2 separate regions of the Homo sapiens genome follow, and region 2 is linked to region 1. Evidence: read pairs that join two places in POLR2A ChIA-PET (ENCODE). Cell type or tissue: Panc1. All regions are shown on one strand. Each heading gives the region's core, and the rest is flanking DNA. Links, peaks and the distances in the headings are about the cores only. Region 1 overlaps CCDC148 (coiled-coil domain containing 148). Region 2 overlaps PKP4 (plakophilin 4).

Region 1 (11,795 bases), core at 1,952-9,951:
GTTTGTTTGTTTGGTGGATCTTCCTTCATCCCTTTATTTTGAGCCTATGTGTGTCTTTGCACGTGAGATGGGTCCCTTGAATACAGCACACTGATGGGTCTTGACTCTTTATCCAATTTGCTAGTCTGTGTCTCTTAATTGGGGGCACCTAGCCCATTTACTTTTAAGGTTAATATTGTTATGTGTGAATTTGATCCTGTCATTATGATGTTAGCTGGTTATTTCACCCATTAGTTGATGCAGTTTCTTCATAGTGTCTATGGTCTTTACAATTTGGCATGTTTTTGCAGTGGCTGGTACCGGTTGTTCCTTTCCATGTTTATGGCTTCCTTCAGGAATACTTGTAAGGCAGGTCTGGTGGTGACAAAAATCTCTCAGCATTTGCTGGTATATAAAGGATTTTATTTCTCCTTCACTTATGAAACTTAGTTTGGCTGGATATGAAATTCTGGGTTGAAAATTCTTTTCTTTAAGGATGTTGAATATTGGCCCCCACTCTCTTCTGGCTTGTAGGGTTTCTGCAGAGAGATCCGCTGTTAGTCTGATAGGCTTCCCTTTGTGGGTAACCCGACGTTTCTCTCTGGCTGCCCTTAACATTTTTTCCTTCATTTCCACCTTGGTGAATCTGAAAATTAGGTGTCTTGGGGTTACTCTTCTCGAGGATTATCTTTGTAGTGTTCTCTGTATTTCCTGAATTTGAATGTTGGCCTGCCTTGTCTAGCTTCAAATCTTTAGAGGTCTTATCCTCCCCATGCCATAGTTCTGTCTCCTGGGTTGGTTTATCTGAAAAATATTTCTTACTGAGATTTTGAGACAGATTCTTGCCTTCTTCACCTGAGCTTAAGTGTGGGTCTGGCTTGCTAGTGGTCTTGCTGCCTGGAGAGTGGGAGTGCTCTCACTTCATTTTGCACCGTACATCCCTGTTCTCAAGGTCAGCAGCAGATAGAAACTGCTCTTTCCCACTTTTGAAAGACTCCATATTCCATAAGAGTTTCCAAATGAATTTCAAGTTCTAGCTTGAGAAAGCAGAAATAAGATTGAGGAAAGCCAATAAGTGTTTTTAACCTTCCCACCTAAGAGTAGTAGTAATTTTGGTAGTGCTACTAGAAGTAATTGTGGTAATAGCAGCAGCAGCAATAATAATAATAGTAGTAGTAGTAGTCATCATCATTGTCTTAGTAGTAGTTAACATTTTTGCCCCTTTTTACAACAAAGTATGATGAAAACTTCTGAACATGCATTATATGATTTAAACCTTCCAATGACCCTGTGAGGTGAGTCTGTCACTATTTCTCTTGTAGAGTTGAAGATGCTGAGGCTCTGCAGGTGAAGCAAATTGCCTGAGTAGTAACATGGAGAATCGGTATTCAAAGCCAGGTTTAATTTCAGAACCTGAGTACACTGTTCCACATTCTGGAATACATTAATTGGCTCTTGGGGCAGAGGCCACTGACTCAAATGCCTATAGGAGCCAGTTCAGAAGTGAAAGTTGGTGGACAGGGCCCAGAATTAGGAAGACAGCAGTGCAAGCTAGATGATAAATGGCAACTGACATTCTTCCTCAGTGTTGGGGTGCTATGAGGCATGGTGGGGACTGGGGTTGTTGGAGAACATATGTCCTATCTAAAAAAATGACAGCTACTACTAAATCCAGCAGTTGTTCTCATAGAGAAATAAACTTTTTAGTGCAGAAATTTTAAAAAGATGATGAAAACATGGATTTTATATAATATTTCTCAATTATTAAATATTGGCATTAGATGCAAATGAAAAGCTAAACAAAACACTGTGAGGGTTAAAATAATTATGTCTGGGGACCAAGTTGGGCCTGATGTGTTACCTCTCTCAGGGAAAAATTTTGGAACATTCAAACCATGTCAATGAGTGATGACACAATACAATAAGAGATATAATCTTCCGTATTGGCCAGTAGTTGGACTGTCCTTAGCCATTCCATCAACAATTGCTTTACGGAAGACTCTGGGGAAATCCCAGTTTATTAAATGTTGTATAAAGACTGAAAGAAATCACATAAGTAATAATGATTGTATTCTTAAGCCCCTACTATGTGCCAAGCACTTTGTATAGCTATTTTATTTAATTCCCATAACATTCCTGTTAGACATGTGAGGATAGATATTTGAGAGGTCAAAAAATAATAGCAGCAACTTGCCAAAAATGTATAGCTCTAGCAAGGGGCAGTGTGGGGTGTGAATCCAGATGTGCATGATTCCAGAGCCCTTTGTCTTCCTGCTCAGCTCTGCTGCCTTTACAGTGACATATTGCTGTGAAGTTGGCATTATGCTGGATCTCACATAGGCAGGGAAAGGCTGTCCATGTTGTTCAGCATGACTTTCAGTTTCAACAAGGAGATTCCTCTAATCAAAATTATCTTTGTACACTACCAGAAATTATTCCCTTTCACATTATCACTCAGGCTGAAATTTGAGCCTTTACAGATTCTTTAGTTTTAACAAGCATACTCCTGTGTAGGTGCCTGCTCAAGCAGTCTTTCCTTCATTCACTTGTTAACATGAAGTTAATCAGATTATATCCTTCAAACAACTAGCTGAGATAATAGGAATTTCCCTGGACAGCAGGGAGGAGGAAGTGGCTCTTCAGAAATATGTGTCATTGATTAGATGGGGTGACTGGGCTGTGGAAGTTGGGATAGGCCCTGTGTACCACGGGCAGGTTTCTGGCTGCTTCAGAAGCAGAAGAGTGGGCACAGAAGTTTGTTAATTATGTTACCTTTTGCCTAGATCTGTCCCCTCAACTAGACAAAACCATATTATTGGCTGGTGTTTTTTATCCTATTATATTTATGGTACAGAAATGTAGCATTTTTTTTGGCTGTGAATTAGATTTTGAATATTTTTTATGTTTCTAAAATAAAACTATTATCTTTAGAAAATTAATGTTCTTTTTTCCTGATTAAGGAACAGACTCTGTCAATAATTAAAGAGAAAACAAAGCTGAAGAAATAATCACAAAATAGCTCTCTCTAAGGGATAGGATTATGGACTTTCAATGTATTGTTTGAATTTTTTATAATAAGATAACTCATTTTAGAAGGAGAACAAACAATAGAGTTTTGGCGTTGGAGGAGGGTGAATGAAAAATTTCTTAGTTGTCAGGGTGTAGTCAGAATGAGGTGGGCAAGTTTTACTGCCTGTGAGTTAGCATCTGTGATTACCTCAAGGAGAGAGGCCCTATTGAGGGTATGAGGCTCATGAAAGGGAACAGAGGAGGGGCCGACTCTCCAAGTTTTAGTTGGTCTTTCCTTCTCCCTACTTCTGAAGCCCCAAGGAATGTGGGGTTTCTCCACAGTTTTTTTTTTTCCTTCTGGAAGTGAGAATGAGAATTTGGAAGAATTCAGGGTGATTCAGTACTCAGAATTCCCTGACATCTGTTAAACCTTAGTACTGACTGTTATTTATTAGACAGCTTTGCCCAAAACAGCCCTAAATGTTTACTGTGCCAGCCTTCCTAGAGTTTGCTCATGCCTTCTTGTAACCTGAATCCTACCTCCCAAGTTTTTAGAAGTCTCAGAATAGTTCTATTTTCTTTCCCTTTTTGTTCATTTTAGATATCAGCTATGAAAAATTTTATTCTTTCATTTTGGTTCAGATGCAGCTTGGGATCCTCAACTTATTTCCCTATTTATTTGTCAATGGAAATTATTGCTTTGCCTTACTATAATACACTGTCTCTCTGCAATTTCTGAATTTTCTAGGAGTAGAAGAATATATGCAAATGTTTTGCATATATTAGTGCATAATAACTAAGCTTTACCCTCTGTAAATAAACTCAAAACTGATGGACAGTGGTTGTAAGTGGAATGAGTCAGGTGATAATGACTTATCCATTTGAACCTTAAACATACCTCTTTGGTCAGTCCTCAGAGTCCCTTACTGGTATTGAAGAGTAAGAGATCTACAAAGAAGAATATTAGGATCTAGGAACTCGGAAGGCTCTTTGGTCATTAAAGGCAAAATGACAATCACATCCTTTAAAATCAAATTTGTTATATAATTATTCCATTTGTCTATCCCACAGATATCTGGTATAAGGAAAGGCTTTTATGGGTGAAACTGTTCTATTTTTTGTGATACTGTTGGAGAAAAGACCCATTTATTTAGTTCCCAAGAAAGGTTATCTATAGCAATGTCTTTTAATATGACATGTTCCTCAATGATTTCTCTTTAAAAATCCATCCACCTCTGTGATCTGCTCTCTTGTCAGCTCATCTATTTAATTTTGGCTGCCCTTTTCAAAATTGAAGCCATCGGTGTTCTTGGCATCAGCAGATTTCTGTCAATCCTCTTTTTATCAGTTTTTTTCTCTGTCTGTATCTGAGTCTGCCCACTTGGCCCCCTAACCTGTAGCTACACAGAATTGCTTGCTTGTACTACTTCAAACATATCCCACCCTTGTGGCCCCATCACTCAAATATCTGTGTTTTCTAAGGCCTTCCCTTTCCCTATAATTGATGAAAGCCCCCTGCTATTAAAGACTCACCTTATACATCACCTGTCCTATCTTTCTCCACCTTGGCCCTCCATCCTAAGCAAAATTAGGCTATCTGCCTTTTGTGCTCCAGTAGCATAGCTACGATATCATGATCTCTGCCTCACTCCACAGACCAGAGTTCCTTCATGTAGAGTACAAGATGATCCAGGCAGCATTCGACCTATTTTTATTGATTTGAAATCTAAGGCAATATGGTAAGCTTTTCTAATGTTTCATGTATACATCCATCCTGGCACCTTCACTCAGTTCCCCTATTATTCCAGGTTTGCTCTCACACATTTGCTTATATTCAGCATATTATGAAATGTTATAGTTATTTTTATCTGGTTTTAAGAGGATTTACAGATTATGTTAACTTTTTTTTTTAAACTAAAACTACCTTCACAAGATGGACAAGTATCTTAAATATATTCCTACAGAAACACCCTGACTTGTAGATAATACTTGTAATGTAAGCACACAAATGACAGGAAAAAGCCAGAGCTGACTCCTCTATACTGCTACAAACACTGTCAGCAATAGCATGGCATGTGGTTGTGTGCAGTCGTATGCAATGTCTCTGACATCAGGCCCATCACAGTAACAACAACAGTAGCAATCCAGTAACATCTTATAGAAGATTTAAAATGACTCAGATAATTTAAAATATAGATTTATATCTGTGTTTCACTATTGCTGTCTAGTAACATTATCTTAAGGGTTTATTTTGCCCTGAGAGAGTAGATGAAAGTAATATAGTAATACAAATAATTTATATAGTATATAGTAATGCAAATAATTTATGATAATTGTAATAGTTTACAAATATAGGTTTAGTATCCTTTATCCAAAATGCTTGGGACCAGAAGTGTTCTGGATTTGGGATTTTGGAATGTTTGCATTATGCTTACCAGTTGAACATCTCAAATCCAAAAATCTAAAATCTGAAATACTCCTCCAGTGGACATTTTTTTGAATATCATATTGGTGCTCAAAAGTTTCAAATTTTGGAGCATTTTGGATTTTGGGATTTGGGATGCTCAACCTGTAATAAATATTCATTATTGACAGAACATGCTGAAAAGTGCATTAGTAGGCATATGTAATAAAAAAGTTACAGACCACTACTATGAATTTAGAGATGAATGCCCAGAGCTGTTGCAGAATAGAGACTGTATTGTTTTCATCTTTGTAGCTCAAGCGCCTAGCACAATGACTGGACCATATTATATGCTCAGTAAATATTGAATGAGTGAATAAATCAATAGAAGAATGAATATAGGATGGGGAGTGTTATAATCTCAAACTAGAGGTGAGAAACCAAGATGAAAGAACCTGATGACTCAGATGCAGGAAGTGGATTTATGTCTGAGTATGCAATGAAATTATGACCCTTCTGCAGCGTGAATTTATCTGGTGAAGTCATCACTTTCTGTCTCATGGGGAAAGGGAGATACTGCCAGTTGGGGAGAATCTGGGACTGTTCTCCTTTTGATTTCACCCTAAAACTGCCTCCTCTTTTTCAGATCCTCCTCCAGGTCTCATCCCCTCACACCACCACTTGTGCCCCTGTTACCAAGGAACCTTTATTGCCTGATATGCTCACCTGAATTACTGAGTGATTTTGCTTATGTCTGTGTAATCACAGTCCCAAAGCTATTTTCTGATAAATGATTACAACTTTACTTACACAATTCTGCAAGCCCATGCCTCATCCTTCAGTATAAGTGAAAAGAATCTAATTCATGTCATGATATTGCAACAAAAATTTCACCTTAGGCCTCAATTGTTTTACTATTTAAGAATTACTTATCCTTGGATGTTGTGGGTTCCTAATAGAGGGATCTGTTAATTATTTTTATTCTTAAATAATAATAAGTGCTGAGGCAAGCAATATGGACTAGCAATATACTTGTGTTTTCAGAAATAAGGAAAGATCATTTTTCTAATATTTTAATAGAGCAAAACAATTTCAGCAACTAGTAGTATAAAGTCTCATTACTTGGGTAGCAAATGTTTAATTCATCTGTGTCATCTTGGTTAAATGTTCTCTAAAATTTTATGATAGTTATAAGCTTAGCTTGTATGGTTTAGGAGTAGTAATATAGGCAATTCACAAGTAATATTGACCTTTTAATTAAATGTTCATGATAAATATAGAATATCCATTTTGAGCACAAATATTTTTTATTACATTATTGGGAAAGAGTTGCAGCCATCAATAGTAAATGGAGCTTGCCCTTCTGTAATTCACGGTTCATCATCACAAGAGGCCACTAGACAGTAAGCACCATGAAAGCAGGAAACATATCCTTTCACTCACTGTTGTAGCCTCCATGCATAGTAGAGTGTCTAGAATGTAATAAGAATACAACAAATATTTTGTCAAATGAATGAATGAAGTATGTGTATGTTCACCCCTGGCACCAGCCATGTATTACACCTTTGCCTGCCCATAAAGATAAGTCTCAAATAACAGCTATTGTATAGGGCAGTGGTTTTCAGTCTCTGACCTGGGGAACCTTGGTGCTCTGTGGAGATGCTGAGTGGTTCTGCCAATAGCAAATTGCTTTCTGTCAAACCTTTACACTGCTGGAGTGTTATTTGTCAGGATTCTTAGTTACAATGCAATCTACCTTAAGAAAAAAAAGACTTCTTGGCTAGAAATGCCGAAAAAGGTAGCGCAAAAGACACCAAGGAAAGGCTAGAATGCAGCCTGGTCTCAGAATAAACATCACCTTCATCTCTCAGCATGTTGGCTTCATGCTCACTGCAGACCTGTTTTTTCAGTGGGAAACATAGCTTATGACAGCTGTTAAGCTTTGGTATGTCTTAGATCTCTAGTCACTGGGTAAAGACTGACTTCAGGCTTTCTTTGGCCTCAAGTTTAAAATTTTGGAGAAGGAATTTTGTTTATAAGAGTTTGGCTATTTAAAACGAGTTTCAGAAATTTCTGCTGCAACAGTTAATTTGCAGCCCCACCACTCTTTTTTGACTTTCCCACTTTTATTCCCATCTGTTCTTTCTCAGCATCATTTCCTTAATTCCAAACTTGGACTCTTGGCCCAGTCTTTCTCACTTCTTAACTCTCTTCCTGGCCTATTTGGCCTTTAGCTTTCCTGTTCTTTGTGTCTTGGTATGTCGTTTGGTCCTTCTATCCCTTTGTCTTGACTGAAGACTGGTTTCTCAGAGAATCCCCTTCCAGCTTTTTGCCTGGGAGGAATTGAGCCATATAATATGTAAGTTTCAAGATTATATAAACCATAGCTGTTTTAAGTCTTCCTTGTACTTTCAAATGGTTTTCACTAAAGGACAAAAGGCAGTTATTTTATATCTACTGTAGTCCTAAGCAGCATATAGGGTAGAAGTTCTTAAAATAACTTCTTTTGTAAAGTGGGACACCTTCAGTCATTAGACTAGAATTTTCTCTGATACAAGTGCTAAGAAATGACCTTGATCAGTAAAAAGGTACATACATATTGAAGCATGGGAATTACCAATATAATCTTTCTTTTCTGTTTCTGGAAAGGCAATTAAGGCTTCTACTCCTACAGCAGCCAGTGCAAAGCCTGTCCTGAGTCAGATTTGACAATAGCATTTTAAAATGACCAAAGGAAGTGTAAGCCTAATTTAGAGCAGGACATTTCATCTGCACTACTCCACTTAAACTTTTGTGCTGAATTTTTTAAATGTGCAAAAGTTGTCTTGGAAATACATTTTGAATCATGAGAAAATAATTACAAGTAAAGTCAGAGCAGGATGAATTCTAGTCAAAGAAGACATCTTTACAAATAAATAGGTAATGTTGTGGTCCTACAGAGCATTTTTCACTTAGCTCTATGGTGAAATGATTTTAAAATGAAGAAAGATGAAGTTTTACTTTAATTAGTTTGTGACGACATGGATAAGTGCTTTTGAAAGAATAATTATCTGGCCCTTCTTTTAAGAGAATGTGAACTGAGAATTGAAATTGATCTGGGATCAGCCCAATTAACTTTATCACAGTTTTGTCATGTTTTGCAGTAAATTAGCATGAATTCTGTCATACATAAACTTCATTTGATTTTGTTTTGTTTCTTTTTCATTCTTGTTTTGTGTTTTGTTTATTTAAAATAGTTGAAAGGAGTCCTGGTTAAAACCAAATTCATTGAAGGACTATTTGGTCTTTTTATATATTTCCTCAAGTCGTAGAGAGAATGAAAAATATATTATGTTATACAAACGTGTTTCTCATATTGGGGACCACCAACATATGCTGTGAGATTTTTAAGTTCTCTATGAGAATTTAAATACTTTGTGTTATTTCAAACGTAATTTTTAAGGAAGAGTATGTGTAGTTTAAATCCATCCATACAATATTGATGCCTATTTTTGTGTCCGTGGATTTATGACATTAGTGCCAAGAGTTACCTTTGTGACAGTGTCTACATTTTAATATATTGTTTCTCAAATCAGGCTCTAAGAATCACAGAATCTCTGGACATGTTTTCAGGCATCTGCAACTACCTTTGTAACAACATTAATAACTAATATTTTCAGATGATATTTTTGACACCAGATGTCTTCTAAGAAGTTTTTATGTATTATCTGCTATAATCCTCACAACTCTAGAAAGTATTACTATTTTCTTCATTTTAAACATAGAAAGAGGCCAGTGTGGTGGCTCACACCTGTAATCCCAGCACTTTGGGAAGCCCAGGCAGGTCGATCACCTGAGGTCAGGAGTTCGAGCCCAGCCTGGCCAACATGGTGAAACCCTGTCTCTACTAAAAATACAAAAATTATCCGAGCATTGTGGCGGGCACCAGTAGTCCCAGCTACTTGGGAGGCTGGGGCAGGAGAATCGCTTGAACTCAGGAGGTGGAGGTTGCAGTGAGCCAAGATTGCACCATTGCACTCCAGCCTGGGTGACAAGAGTGAAGCTCCGTCTCAAAATAAATAAATAGATAAAATAAAAATAAAGATAGAAAAACATAAACACAAAGAAGCTAAGGAACTTGCCAAGGGTGTTAGAGCTGGGTTTGGAATCCCACACTCTAGCTCCAGAGTTCATGCTCTTGAGTACTGTGACCCTTTCCTCCCTGGTGGGGATAATGGGTACTGTTCCCTGCCCTTGTCATTGGTTACCCATAATTATGAGCACTTAAAAAGTAACTGATTTCATTAATTTGATGAATATGGGTTTCAATTTCTTGGAATAACAAGACTTCAGAAAATACTGACTGGCTTCTTTTCTAAGGGTATGACTACTTATAGAAGGAATTAATTTGTGTATCAAACATTTTTAGAGTTACCAATAGAAAACTGTTAAGCCATAATAGCAACAAATTAGAGAATTTCTGTTGATGTGCATTATCCATATAGGAAGAAAACAATGTTTCCTCTACCCAGTTTCCTTCTCTTCTTTGTCCCTTCCTGAACTTTCAGTCCTAAATCCTTATAAGGAGCAGAACAGTGCTGGTCTCTACACTGGAACTGGGAGGGAACTGCAGTGGCCCAAACTATGGTGTTGGAGCCCAAAAAGGGGAAAGGAGGGCATTTGTTTAGGAAGGCTGACCTTCACTGGGTCAGAGACCAATGCGGGTAAGGACCACATTTATGTGTAAGGGCGGCCTGATATGGGTGTCAGAGCACAAGCAAGGTGGGGGTGGAAGAGGTACCATGAATGGGTGACTAGTGCACTGTGTCAGTGCCCAAGCAGAGTGAGAAGAACATCATCATGGAGGGACAGCCTGACATGGGGTTTTGAAACTCAACTGGAGTGGAAAGCAGGCTCACGCAATGGGGTGGGGGGCAGAATGGGGAGTCAGAGTGAGGAAGAAGTATATTTGGAAGGGTAGAATCTGCCATGGAATATTGTAGCTCATGTGAGTGAAGGCAGGGGAGCACTGACTGTGGGCTGTTGGGACCCAAATGGGATAAGGGAGGCATCTGTGTAGAAGAGAGGTGGTATTATAGATGAGGGATGAGATTTTATATAGGGAGTTGATCAAATAAAAGATAAAAAGTTAACGGCAGCTGGACTTCTCACTGTTGGAGAAAGAAGTTACAAATATAGGAGAGGAGAAAACTATAATGAACCCTACACTGTTGTATTGCAGTTGGAGATATCAGTGTATATTCATAGATATAGATATAGATATAGATATAGATAATGATATAAATGTGTGGGCCTGTGTTTTCTAGCTTTGCCTACTGGGTGAGCCTAGAAGTAGTGACATCTCAGTGGCCATGAACACATCTAGTGCCCAAAGCTTGCCTTCTAATGCCATTCTCCAAGGAACCAGAGCTCCTTGGAAAAATATTTGATCTAGACTGTGACGAGCAAAGACCCAGAAGAGGCTGGAAAATTATGTTGTGACAGAAAGAAAGGAAACATTCAAAGAAAGGTTTCAAAAGAACACAGAACTCCACAACCATATATGTATTTTTTATAGTCCCATTTTTGTCCCTGCAAAGACACTTGTTATGTGGCTGGAATGTAACCATGAGTTTGAATTGCTTGCCAGAGATTCACTGGCAAAAACTAGAACAAGAATAGGGCAGATTGTTGGAGCTAGAAATGAGTGGTAATGAAAGGTGAATGAAGGTGAATGCAGATTGAATTGTTCTGTGCATATGAGGGGAGGTAGAATATGTGGGAAGGAGTATGGGAAGGATGAGGGGAAAATCCCTGAAGGAGAAATGGGCAATTTGGTGACTTCAGGGGCCCTAGGTATTGATTTTTTTAAAAATCAAGAATTGTGTCAGAGAATAGTATGAGGTAGACAAAACTAGCTTGGTTGTTGAATTTATGGAAAGATGATAGTTCCAAAGATCATGGAGTTTGGAGCATCTCTCTTTGGGTTGAGATGATGGGAAAAAAATTATTCAAGCTGAACTTGTGGTACATCTGTTAATTTGAAATTTAAGTTGTGGGAGACTACAGCTGAAAAAAATGTGTAGGAGAAAAATTAATCTGCATTGCAACCACATTGTATATGGTTAATTTGCCTTCATGTACCGGGAAGCAGAAATGCTTACTGCAGTAGGTGTTAAAGTAGACTAATTATGAACATTTCTTGGTGAGCTTTTAAAATAAATACACAATCTCAGAAATTAATAGCAATCACTGGTATGGTAAAAAGGGTGAAACCAGTTGTTTCAAAACATGGTTTCTCCATTTTCTAAATGTGCATCCTTGAACAAGTTGTTTAACCTCTTTGAGCCTCAGTTTTTTCACCTGAAAAATGAGACTAATAGCAGCTATTTTATAGTGTTATAATGTATGCAACAGGTGCTCT
Region 2 (11,795 bases), core at 1,710-9,709, 170 kb before region 1:
TAGAAAGGATTGAAGTAAATCCAAATGTGCTGATACAGAATATGTTTAAGAAAGATTATGCAGGAAAATAAAGCCAGGCAGTTGTTTTTAAAAAGACATCTATGCTAGAATATGCAGAAATAAATTTTTTCTTGATGTATACTCAAAAAACTTAACTTTAGAGGAAGTTTTAACCTTTGGGAAATGGGACTGGATGCCTGTAGGGTGGCTTACTTTTCATTTTATACTTCTGAGTATTTAATTCCCTCTACCTTGGGCATTTATTTTTGTTATTAATTTTTGTAAATAAAATAGAGTAAGAGTTGTTTGCTTACGTAAAACCACACTACAATCCCAATTTTTACTAATAGTTAAATGTTCCAATTCTGACCTATCAAAGAAAATGTTTTAAGAATTAATTTTCATGAAGGGCATGAAATATATAACATCTTAAATATATATGCTGTAAAATGAACTGTTTGCTTTAATAGATTCTACTGTATGTATTTCTCTGGAAACTCCACAGGATTTAATAAAGAACTGGTATCTTTAGAAAGATGCTTTTTGGCTTACTCTACGGTTTTAATTAATTTCTTCCATAAATTGCTAATCAGTAAGGAAGGAAAGAGCAACTGATAATCAACCGTAATCTTATATCTACCTAATCATTCTTAAAAATTTTATATAAATATGCTTTGAAAATAAAACACGCAAGAGGACCCAATTAACTTTAAATTTTGAATCATGTTAGGGCTGAATCACTTCGATACCATGTATCACATAGTAAATTTTTCATTTGATAAACAAATAGTTTGAAAGAGTAATCATTCTTTTGTAATACATAATTTTGATTAGGTATTCAAAGTAGACATGATATTTTAAACAGGTGATGATATATGTATATATTTTTACTGTGACAAAATATATGCTAACAAAATGTAACACTTTAACCATTTTTAATTGTACAGGGCTTTAAGTATATTCACATTGTTGTGCAACCATCACCATCATCCATCTCCAGAACTTTTTCATCATCCCAAACTGAAAAAACAACTCCCAGTTACCTCTTCTACCCAGCCTCTGGCAACCACCACTGTGCTTTCTGTCTCTATGAATTCGACTACTCTAGGCACCTTGTATAAATGAAATTATGTATATACTATTTGTCTTTTTGTGATTGGCATTATTTCACTTAGCATAATGTCCTCAAGGTTTACAGAATTTACTTCCTTTTTAAGGATAAATATTCCATCGCAATATATATGCCACATTTTGTTTATCCATTCATCTGTCAATGGACTGCCAATAGAAACAACTTGTCATTAAAAACAACTTGGGTTATTTTTATGTATTTTTTTAAAGTCCCAAAAGTCTATACAAAACTTAAGCCAAATTCTGCAACAAAACATATCTTAAAATTCATATTTCTATTTTCTCCTCTCCTGGCTTCTTTTCCCATCAAGAAACTACTAACTTTCACAAAATTCAATAGTGAAAGGCCTTATCTCCCAGGATGAAAACAGTTCTATGACTTTTTCTTCTGTAATTTAAACGACTGACTTGATTATGAGAACACTTGGACACAGGGCGGGGAGCATCACACACCGGGGCCTGTCGGGGGGTGGGGGGCTGGGGGGAGGGATGGCATTGGGAGAAATACCTAATGTTGATGGATGCAGCAAACCAACATGTCACATGTATACCTATGTAACAAACCAGCATGTTGTGCACATGTACCCTAGAACTTAAATTAAAAAAAAAAAAAGACTGACTTGATTATACATTCATTTGTTTAAACACTGCGATGGGTAGAGAGAAAGAGGGAAAAGCAGAGGCAACACCAGTGCCTGCGCTCCACAATCATAACAAAGTGCGACGAGCACTCATGTAACCTGGGAAGTCGGCCTGGGGCCACAGAGCAGAGGTGGTCTAAATTAGATATGAAGTTTCTCTTCAAGGAAGTCAGGGAATTGGATTAAAACATTCAAGCTGAAGGGTCAAAACAAATCCCTGTTTTAAGATGCCAAATAAAAGTAGGCACCTAGAAAGTCAGTGAACATAAACAAACTGCATGGTGCTGATGAGACCACAGGGCTTGGCATCCATTCCCCATTGGTTCAACAAGGCAACACCATCTGCATTGCTGGCTGCTGAAATGATCAAAAGACCTAAGGTGTGTGAGAGCTTTAACAAGCTTTCGGGCCCCATACAAAACTTCTTATCACAGATTTTTGTTCTAATATCCTAGAGCAGCAGTTGGCAAACTTTTTCTAGAAAAGGCCAGATACACAGTAAATATTTTAGGCTTTGTGGACCATAGCACAGGTCTGTGTCACAACTACTCACCTTTGACCTGGGAGTGCAAAAGCAGCCATAAACATAAATGACGAGTGTGCCTGTGTTCCAGTAAGATTTTATAATATATATGGAAACTGAAATTTGATTTCATCTAATTTTCAGGCGTCATCAAATATTCTGCCTTTGATTATTTTTTAACCATTAAAAATTGTATAAAACATTCTTAGCTTGCAGGCTATAAAAAACAGGCGAGGGCCAGATTCAGCCGGTAGGCCACCTGTCCTGTAGTTTAACAACTTGTAAGCCTCTTTAAAGGCATACGATTTGACAAAGATTAGAACAAATATGGAAGGATTATAGGATTTTGGTATCAACTTGGATCTGACGCTAGGCTCTGTCACTTACTAGCTATATAATATTAGACAAGTCACTTAAACATCTGTAAACCCCAGTTTAATCACTTGTAAAATGGGAGTAACAACCACATCAGAGGAGTTGGGTGTGAAGTACATGAACAAAATGCTAAATGCTGTGAGCTATTTTTTAAAGAGTTAGGCATGATAAAGTAAAATATAAATTTTTATTTTTTTAATATACCACGTTCTTTCCTAAGAGGTTCACTTGCCAAAAATTTGGAAATATATTTTCATTTCCTAAGTAGAGAAAAAAAAATTAAGTAATTTCTGCCATAGACAGATGCCTTGGATTCCATTTTTACTAAGCTCTTAGCATTGTACAATGTTATCATGACACTTAGTTAATAATTTACCTCTTTTATCTTCTGATCATATTCTGTTCTCAATAACCCTTTTTTGTTCTCAATGTCATTTTTTGTTCTTTCCTCTTAAACTTCATATACAGAAGATCCATTTTTTTTTTACATAAAATCACAAGAAGGAAGTAGTGGCTGAAGCACCACTCATGACAAATGAGTGAGAAAAATAGTGGTTCCTTTTTGCTACAGCCATAATGCTCTATTTATTTAATTTCAAAGCAAGAAATTTACACAAATTAGGCACTCTTACAACCCTTACAAAATTAAAATGCATGATTTCTTTATATAGCCAGCCTGCAGATAGCAAAATATCAATGCCAGCCAGGCACGGTGGCTCACGCCTGTAATCCTAGCACTTTGGGAGGCTGAGGAGGGCAGATCACTTGAGGCCAGGAGTTCAAGACCACCCTGGCCAACATGGTGAAACCCTTTCTCTACTAAAAATACAAAAATTAGCCAGGCGTGGTGGTGCATGACTGTAATCCCAGCTACTCGGGACGCTGAGGCAGGAGAATCACTTGAATCCAGGAGATGGAGGTTGCAGTGAGCCAAGATCGCGCCACTGCACTCCAGCCTGGGAGAAAGAGTGAGACTCTGCCTCAAAAAAAAAAGGGCCAGTACAGGGATGGTGGGTACATTTGTGTTGCTCTTTAATATTCAGATACTGATTTAAAGCAACCCAAAGTCTTAATTCAGTATTTCCCATCATATTACTCTTTTAAGAAATTCCTTTCCTTTGTCTATTTTATGAAAACACTAAAAAACAAAAAAAACTCTGCCCTTGTTTTCTGAAGGTACTCTGGGCAGTTTTCATGGTAACAATTCCCTACCTCCAGTTAATACACAGGAAAAGATCAAGCTTACTTCCATAACTGTCTTCTGTCCTTCCAGAAGCAGGAAGCCGCAATTGCAAGAGAATGCCATCTCTAAACTGAATGCTTGGTGTAAGTCCTCCGCAGAGTGCCAGGCTAGGTCAGGGTTCCTGCGTAGGGCTTGAGGCTCCTGTAAGCAGAGGCCAGCACACTGGCCCATACCCTCCCCAGGGATATCATCAACCTTAATGCCTGGGACAGTGCCTGCCTGCCTCCCTCAGGCATGTGTGTTAACAGGGTTAGAAGACTGGGTCCCTTTGGAAAGAAAGGACAACACAGTCTACCACCGAGACCCACAACCTTCTGAATTCATCAGCAAAGTGAATTAAAGGGGCTGTAGAAAGGATCACCACAGAGCAAGCTATGGGTTGATCCCAATTCTCTTGGGACTAGTGGCGAGAAAAGTGGATCTGTGAACAGGGCCAGGAACCATAAAGGAATCAATACTTCACTGGGCAATTTTTGCTCTTCACAAGAAATATCCTAGGATCCTTACAACTCACACTGGAGCCTGAAATCTAAAAACAGACAAGGCCTTCCATTCATGAGAGTCTGCGGTTTCCCACAAAAGATGAAGAGAAAAAACTAACCCAACATCCTACATACCAGGTGAGACTTTTCTCTGAAGTACCACCAATGTAGCTGTGGCCAGCTTTTTCCAAAGTCCTCCCATTCACTCAGGAGGCACCGTGGTTTCCAAAGGGAAACCTTCTACTGAAGCACTGACCCTGATCCTCCCTTACTCATTTTGCTTGGGGACCTCCTAAACTACTCAGAACTTCCACAGCCTGCAATAGTACCCACTCCCTGTACCCATGACACCTTCACCTTCTCCTCTTTATGTATTTCCATATTCAGCCTGACCATCGCATCACTCTCTTGACAGCACCCCAATTCCCCAGTCCTTTACTTCAGACAGTTCCTGTTTCCCTTTCCAGACACACTTATTTCAAGGGCTCTCCACTTATTCAGGTCTCATTTTCTCTTCAACTCTGTCATCTGGCTGCTGCTCTAAACTCTGTACCAACTGTTCTCTCCAAGGTTACTAACCATTTCTTGGTGGCTACATCCAAAAGGCACTTTTCTGTTCTCCATCTATCTACCCTGACCTTTCTGCATCCTTCAAAATCACTGATGACTTCCTCCTTGACATTCATCCTTCCTTTGGCTTCACAGATATCACCTTCTATTTTTTGCCCACCCTGCCTCCTCTGGCTATACTGTCTCCTTCATAGAATCCTGTTCCTTCCCCACCTCTTGTAAATACTGCTTTTTCCAGTTTTCTACTTGCTCTAGACATTTTCCCTGGGTGAGTCCCTCAATAATAATAGTGATAGTAGCATCGGCCGAAATGTACTAAAAGCATGTACTATGTGCTACCTGTTATTCTAAGCCTTTAAATCAAATTGATTGAAAGGCAATGATATCTCTGTAATTGTGCCTATGAAGTAGGAACTGTTAACACTTATTATTCAGAGGAGATAGAGCCATGGTCATATGGTGCACAGGGGAAAGAATGGGGACTAGATTCCCTGAGGATCACCCTAGGGCCTGTGTTCTTCATGCCTCTGCTGCTCCCATGGCTTCAAGTAACAACTATGTGGTTGTGGATCTCATATCGACAACTTTGACCTAGATCTTCCTGACCAAGGTCCAAGTCCATGTGTCCAGCTATCTAATGGGTCTCTTCTTGGGGATGATCCACAATCACCTCAAGGTACACACATGCAGAACATCAGTTTACTCTCACAAATTCTAGCAATCTGTAACCAGCTGCCTTCTTCAAACCCAAGCATCCTCTTAGATAGCTCCATCACCTTCCACACACAAACGTAAACAGGTCCTGTTCCATCTCTCATTCTCCTTGGATCTAAACCTAAGTTATCACTTTACTATACATCTGTGACACTTATCTTTTAAAATGAACTAAAGCATTACAATAAAAACAAAGCATTTTAATAGTATTATGTTATGAATGACATAAATATCAAACAACAGGTAAAAATACAGGATCTGGCAAAACTTGGCATTTTCTCAGCAGCACACATTAAGTTCACTTGAAAAACACTGTGTTTTAAAATAGCATGTACTTAGCTGGATTTAAGAACAGCAACATTTTCACTGCAAAGGCTGCTAGGATGACTTTAGTCCCAGAAACCTTGCATGTATATAATTCAGGACAGTATATAGAATGACTTGATGTTTTCTGGTTCACTACCCCAGCTCATTCATTCATACAACTACAATTTATGATAAAGTCAAATTTTAGCCATTCCCTTACATTTCCTCCTGTGTTTTCAGTAAGTCTACATCTGACACAGACTCATGTAAGGTATCATGATAATAGTATTACTGGCTATTATTCATTAAGTGCATACAATGAGCCACATAGTATATACTAAGGCTTTCTATGCATATCAAAAGTGTGAATATAGCCAACACCCAGTGAATAATTTCTATGGGAGAGGCATCTTTTATTTAAATTCTACAATAACCCCACGAGGAATATATTACTATTAATCTCATTTTAGAGGTGTAGATCATGAATGTCTAAGGCTACACCAAGTAGATGACATGGCAGGGATATGCAGTTAGAAGGTGTGACTCCAGAGTTGATGCTCTTTATCACTCTGTCTTTCAGCCCCATGCCATGATCTTCAGGGTGTGGAAATGAAATTGATTTCAAGGTGGAGGGGGCAAGATAATAATCTCTTAAAAATAATATAAGCCTAAGTAATCCAACAGAGGTCTCACTACCTGGCTTTACTCTGACGTGATCATCTCCTTCAATTTAATAACTGACTCATAAGCCTTTCTTTGACATTATCTAAATACAATGGCAGTACCAAACAGGGATGGTCTGCAACAATTATCACAGCTGCCAAAGTTCCAGGGAAGCAGCTGTGGGTGCAGAAAATCTAGTTTGCAGGGTTTTAGAGATGATCATCTTCACAGTTTCTCATCTGATAAACAGTGCCTTCTATGACATCCAGCATCCGTTACAGTGAGAAAGTAGTATCTTTGGCATATCTTAAGACTCCTGGGATCAGAAACAAGAATTGGTAAGTACAAGTTAAAAAAAAAAAAAAAGAGAGAAAGAGCCACAATGCTTCATTTATCTATCCGTATTTCTCCATTCTGGATTTTCTATGAGTTCTGTTTTTAAGCTCATTTTTGTCAATATATCTAATTGAGAAAGATACCAAACAAGTCCCAGGTGAGACTGCACCATAGCAACAGGCTTGCCAGGAATTCTTTGGGGAGCAGAATCTCAGAGAAGTATTTGATTGCCTCTTCACACTCTTGATTACAACACACCGAGCTGTTAAACTAAATTGTAAGCCATTAGTGTACTGAATGAACTTTAAAAACTAAACTACCCGATATGAAGATATTTTTCACACATACAATCACACTGAGATGTGTTTGTTTGTAGCCCATTTCCCTCTTATTTAGAAAATAAGGCAGACATCTTTAAGCTATTTCAAAACTTGCCAATGTCACAGTGTAATAATGTGATAAATAAGACATTGCCCTTTATCACTAGTAAATATTGAATCTTGGCTCTAATTCATAAATGTCTTTAATCGTTCACTGTTAATTATGACAGAATATAAATGCCCTGTCCTTAGAATTTGATCAAGAGTTTTAAAGTATCTTGAGTTAGATCAGCAGTGACCAAAATAAGCAAGCTATGGAAAAAACCAAGCTCAGTCTCAGAGTAGATTATACTTGGACTTGGCCTATTAACTCAGCTGGGATGGTATTTTGAGAACAAACAAAAAAATAGGCCACAGAAGAAAAAACCAGTTTATGTCTGTGGGTTGTACAACTCAAACTGTCAGCCACCCTACGAATTATATCATGATCAAAAGTGAGACCAGGTGAGGATACAGGTGGCATGGACAAAACCCATGACAATCAGAAAATCAACCAAAGGCAAATCCAGATGAGTGTGAAGTACTATTACCATCCATCTTCACATCCAAATACAAGACATTTAACAAACATTTCCCACACTTGGGTATAAATTGTGTTGCAGGCAGTAAAACATTTCAGAAATATTTAAATCAAAGAACAGAGAAGCATTTATGTAAGGCTATTTTTATACAACCAATTCTTAGTTATTGATGCTAATAGAGCTATCCAGTGGTGTGTGTCTACTCCAAATTATTTACACTTATATTTGTAGTGCAGAGTATGATGTTTCTGTAGCAGATCTAATTACATTTTGCTTTATTATTAAGATGAGCTAACATTTCTTTAATATACACATGTATGGGAAAGGTGGTGTCCCTAAAGCCTGCTAGGCAGGAGAATAGCTGGCTCACAATTACAAAGACACCACAGACAGGCTTCAGAGAAAAAGAACGGACTGAACAACTCAAACCTTAATTACTTTATAAGCACTCATAATTTACATAAGACTGGTACAGGTCACTAGGGATTGGTACAGATCATTTTTGCTGATGTTGCATGTTGCCTTCTTAGGAGCCTGGGAAGCTTCCTCAACTACCTGGAGAACAATTAGAAAATATCATTTCACTAAATAAAACATGTACTAATGTTTAAACATGGCTTTTAAGAAGAGATATATTCTTTGGAAGCTATTCATATTAGAATATTCAGGATTATTTAAACAAGTAAATAGCAAATAATCATAACAGAAACATGCACTGTGCAAGTATTATGTAGTGGACCCCTGCTGTTCTTGCTACCTAACATCTTTGTACCTTTCTTCTAGGTGTGGCATTTTGATTTTTATCTAAAGAAACTACCTTCCCTATTCTTGGGCCGTAAGAGTTTGGTATATTAAGAGTAGGGTTGCTTGAGGTATAGAGAAAGTGGCAAGACCAATGGATAGCAATTTTTGATGAAGAATCATTTCTGGCAGGGCGCAGTGGCTCACGCCTGCAATCCCAGCACTTTGGGAGGCTGACGCAGGCGGATCACGAGGTCAGGAGATCGAGACCATCCTGGCTAACACAGTGAAACCCCGTCTTTACTAAAAATACAAAAAATTAGCCTGGCATGGTGGCGGGCACCTGTAGTCCCAGCTACTCGGGAGGCTGAGACAGGAGAATGGTGTGAACCTGGAAGGCGGAGCTTGCAGTGAGCCAAGATTGCACCACTGCACTCCAGCCTGGGCAACAGAGCTAGACTCCGTCTCAAAAAAAAAAAAAATAATAATAATAATTATTTCTGAGTGAATACTAAGAAAGTGAACTGAAGGACAGGAGTTTGTGGCCTAAGAATATAATGTCTAAAGGAAATGCAAGATGAGAAAGCCAAGGGACTGCCCTACCAGAGCCTGGATGGGCTGTCTAGGTAGATACTGAAGTCACCTGGAGACCCACAGCAGGAGGTGAACTGGAGAAGGTGGCCATGAGCTGAATCTTCAGCGAATGACAGTGAGTGCCAGAAGGCTACTGAATGTCAGGAGAGAGGAGGAAGCATGGTAAAGCCAGGCATGGAAGTCTCAAAGGAGCCAGGGACGTGTAAAGGCAGGCAACAACCGGGGGGCAAGGAGAATGCTGACCCCACCTACTTAGCTTGAGAACACAGAGGGCAGGAGAATAACCAGATGTTAAAGAAATAAATTCATGTCTGTCCCATGTCCCAAATACATGCAACCCATTCCAACATCTCCAAAAGTCTCAAACCATTACAGCATCAACTAGAAGGGTCAAATCTCACATAAATTTCATCACTCAAAAATCCCAAATCTCATCATCTAAACATCCAAATCAGGTACAGGGGAGACTTGAGTATAATACATCCTGGAGCAAAATTCTTCTCCAACTATTGATTCTGTGAAGCTAAAAGATAAGTTATCTGCTTCCAAAATACAGTGGTGGGATAGACATAGGATAATAGTTATGACACTCCCATTCCAAAAGGAAAAAAAAATGTAAAGAATAAAGGAGCCACCTTTCCCAAATAATTTCAAAACCCAGCGGGACAAGGTTTAAAGTCTGAGACTATGACTCTAGGCCAAAGCTGTATCCTTGAAGTCATTTTTCCTTTTCTTTAAGGGGACCACATATTTGCAACTGAGCACTGTTTTGACAAGCCTGTACAGTTTGGGAAGTCTAACAGCTTTCCTATATTTCAACCTGTCTCTGTCCTTTTCAGTTCAAGCTGGCAGCATTTTTGCTGATACAACATTTTCAAAAAACTTGTGGGTTTCCTGTGTATTTGTGCCATTAAACAAGTGGGTCATCCACAGATCTTCCCTGGAAAATTTCATCTCCACTCCTGATTTCTGCGGAGTCACATGCCTGATATCTTCAGCACTAGTCAAAGGTTATCTACATCCTTGGCGTTCTCTCTAGAGCACTTTCCTAAAAGTGAATCTCCTAATTTTACCATTTTTTGCAACCTGGATAGGCTGAGAATTTTCCAAATTATCAAACTGTGATTCATTTTTGCTTGAGAGGTTTCCCCTTGATTTGTTTTTCCTCTCACATTTTGTTATTAGCAGCAAGAAGAAACCAGGCTGTACCTTCTACGCTCTGCTTGGAAATCTCTTTACCTAAATATCCAAGTCCATCATTTACATGCTTTCTACAGGACTGGGAGAGACAATTCAGCTAAGTTTTCTACCAGTATTGGCATATCTTGTTTCACTGCACTTCGCTTCATTACTCTCTGTGGCTATCGCATCTTTTACAAATTGAAGGTCTGTGGAAACCCTGAGTTGAGCAAGTCTACTGGCACATTTTTTTCCAACAATATGTGCTTATTTCACTAGCATTTTTAGCAATACAGTTTTAAATTAAGGCATGTACATTGGTTTTTAGACATAACGCATGTACATTGGTTTTTAGACATAAGGTAATAGACTACAGTATAGTGTAAACATAACTTTTATGTGCACTGGGAAACCAAAAAAATTTATGTCTCACTTTATTGGAATATTAGCTTTATTGCGGTGGTCTAGTACTGAACCAGTATCACCAAGGTATGCCTGTAAATATTAAGAATCACCTTTCTTTCCTCTAGTTTCCAATTACGTATTCCTCATTTCCTTCTGAGCTCTCACCAGAACCACCTTTAATACCCACATTTCTACCAACGTTTTGTTTAAAGCAATCTAGGCTTTCCCTATCATGGGGCTAAAAATTATTCCAGACTCTACCCATTATCCAATTCCACAGCAATTCCACATTTTTAGGTATTTGTTACAGCAGACTCCCCTTCCTGATGCCAAACTCTGTAGTAGCATCCTATGGCTGCTATAACGAATCACCACAAACCTGGTGGAATAGAACAACAAAAATTTATTCTCACAGTTCTAGAAACCAGAAATCAGAAATCATTTTCACTGGGCCGAAATCAAGGTGTAAGCTGGGACGTACTCATTCCAGAGGCTGTAGGGAAAAACCTCTTCTTTGCCCCTTACAGGCTCTGGGGACAGCTGGCATTCCCTGGCTTGCAGCCACATCACTCCAATCCCTGCCTCCACCTTCACAGAGCCTTCTCGTGTGTCTCTCTCTGCCTCTCTCATAGACAGATACTTGTGATGGCATTTAGAACTCACCTGGATAATCCAGGATAATCTCCCCATCTCATGATTTTTTAACTTATTTACACCCATAAAGTTTTGAAATAAGATAACGTTTATAGGCTCCAAGCGTTGGGATAATAAATCTCTGGGGAGGAGAGCATTATTCTGCCTCCCACAATCAGTTTAGAGAGACAGCATATTAATTTATAATAAGACTATCCTGTCTATAAAAAAGTTATAGTTGTTTCAAAATTACTACTTAATATTGCAAAAGCTGCAAAATTACTTTTCTGAAGCTAATATGTAAATGTGAGATACTTATTTTGATTTTTTCACTTACGAATAAGTATAATTAACTTTT

The links. Peaks named below come from ENCODE experiments on the same cell type or tissue, not always from the same donor. Only the 100,000 strongest peaks of a DNase experiment are listed, where the experiment ranks them.
Region 2: POLR2A ChIA-PET joins it to region 1 with 6 read pairs; 3 of 35 experiments call an interaction of 5 or more read pairs at or near these places.

What each region holds. Positions count from the first base shown.
Region 1 is chr2:158,386,160-158,397,954 of GRCh38, reverse strand. All of the region lies in intron 1 of CCDC148 (coiled-coil domain containing 148), which reads left to right. Among named protein-coding and RNA genes, the nearest start is that of CCDC148, 65 kb to the left of the region's middle. RefSeq lists a silencer at 2,595-2,748. In Panc1, for the core only: no CTCF peak of the experiment used is centred there; a DNase peak (open chromatin) is centred at 5,834.
Region 2 is chr2:158,551,743-158,563,537 of GRCh38, reverse strand. All of the region lies in intron 2 of PKP4 (plakophilin 4), which reads right to left. Among named protein-coding and RNA genes, the nearest start is that of PKP4, 100 kb to the right of the region's middle. In Panc1, for the core only: no CTCF peak of the experiment used is centred there; no DNase peak of the experiment used is centred there.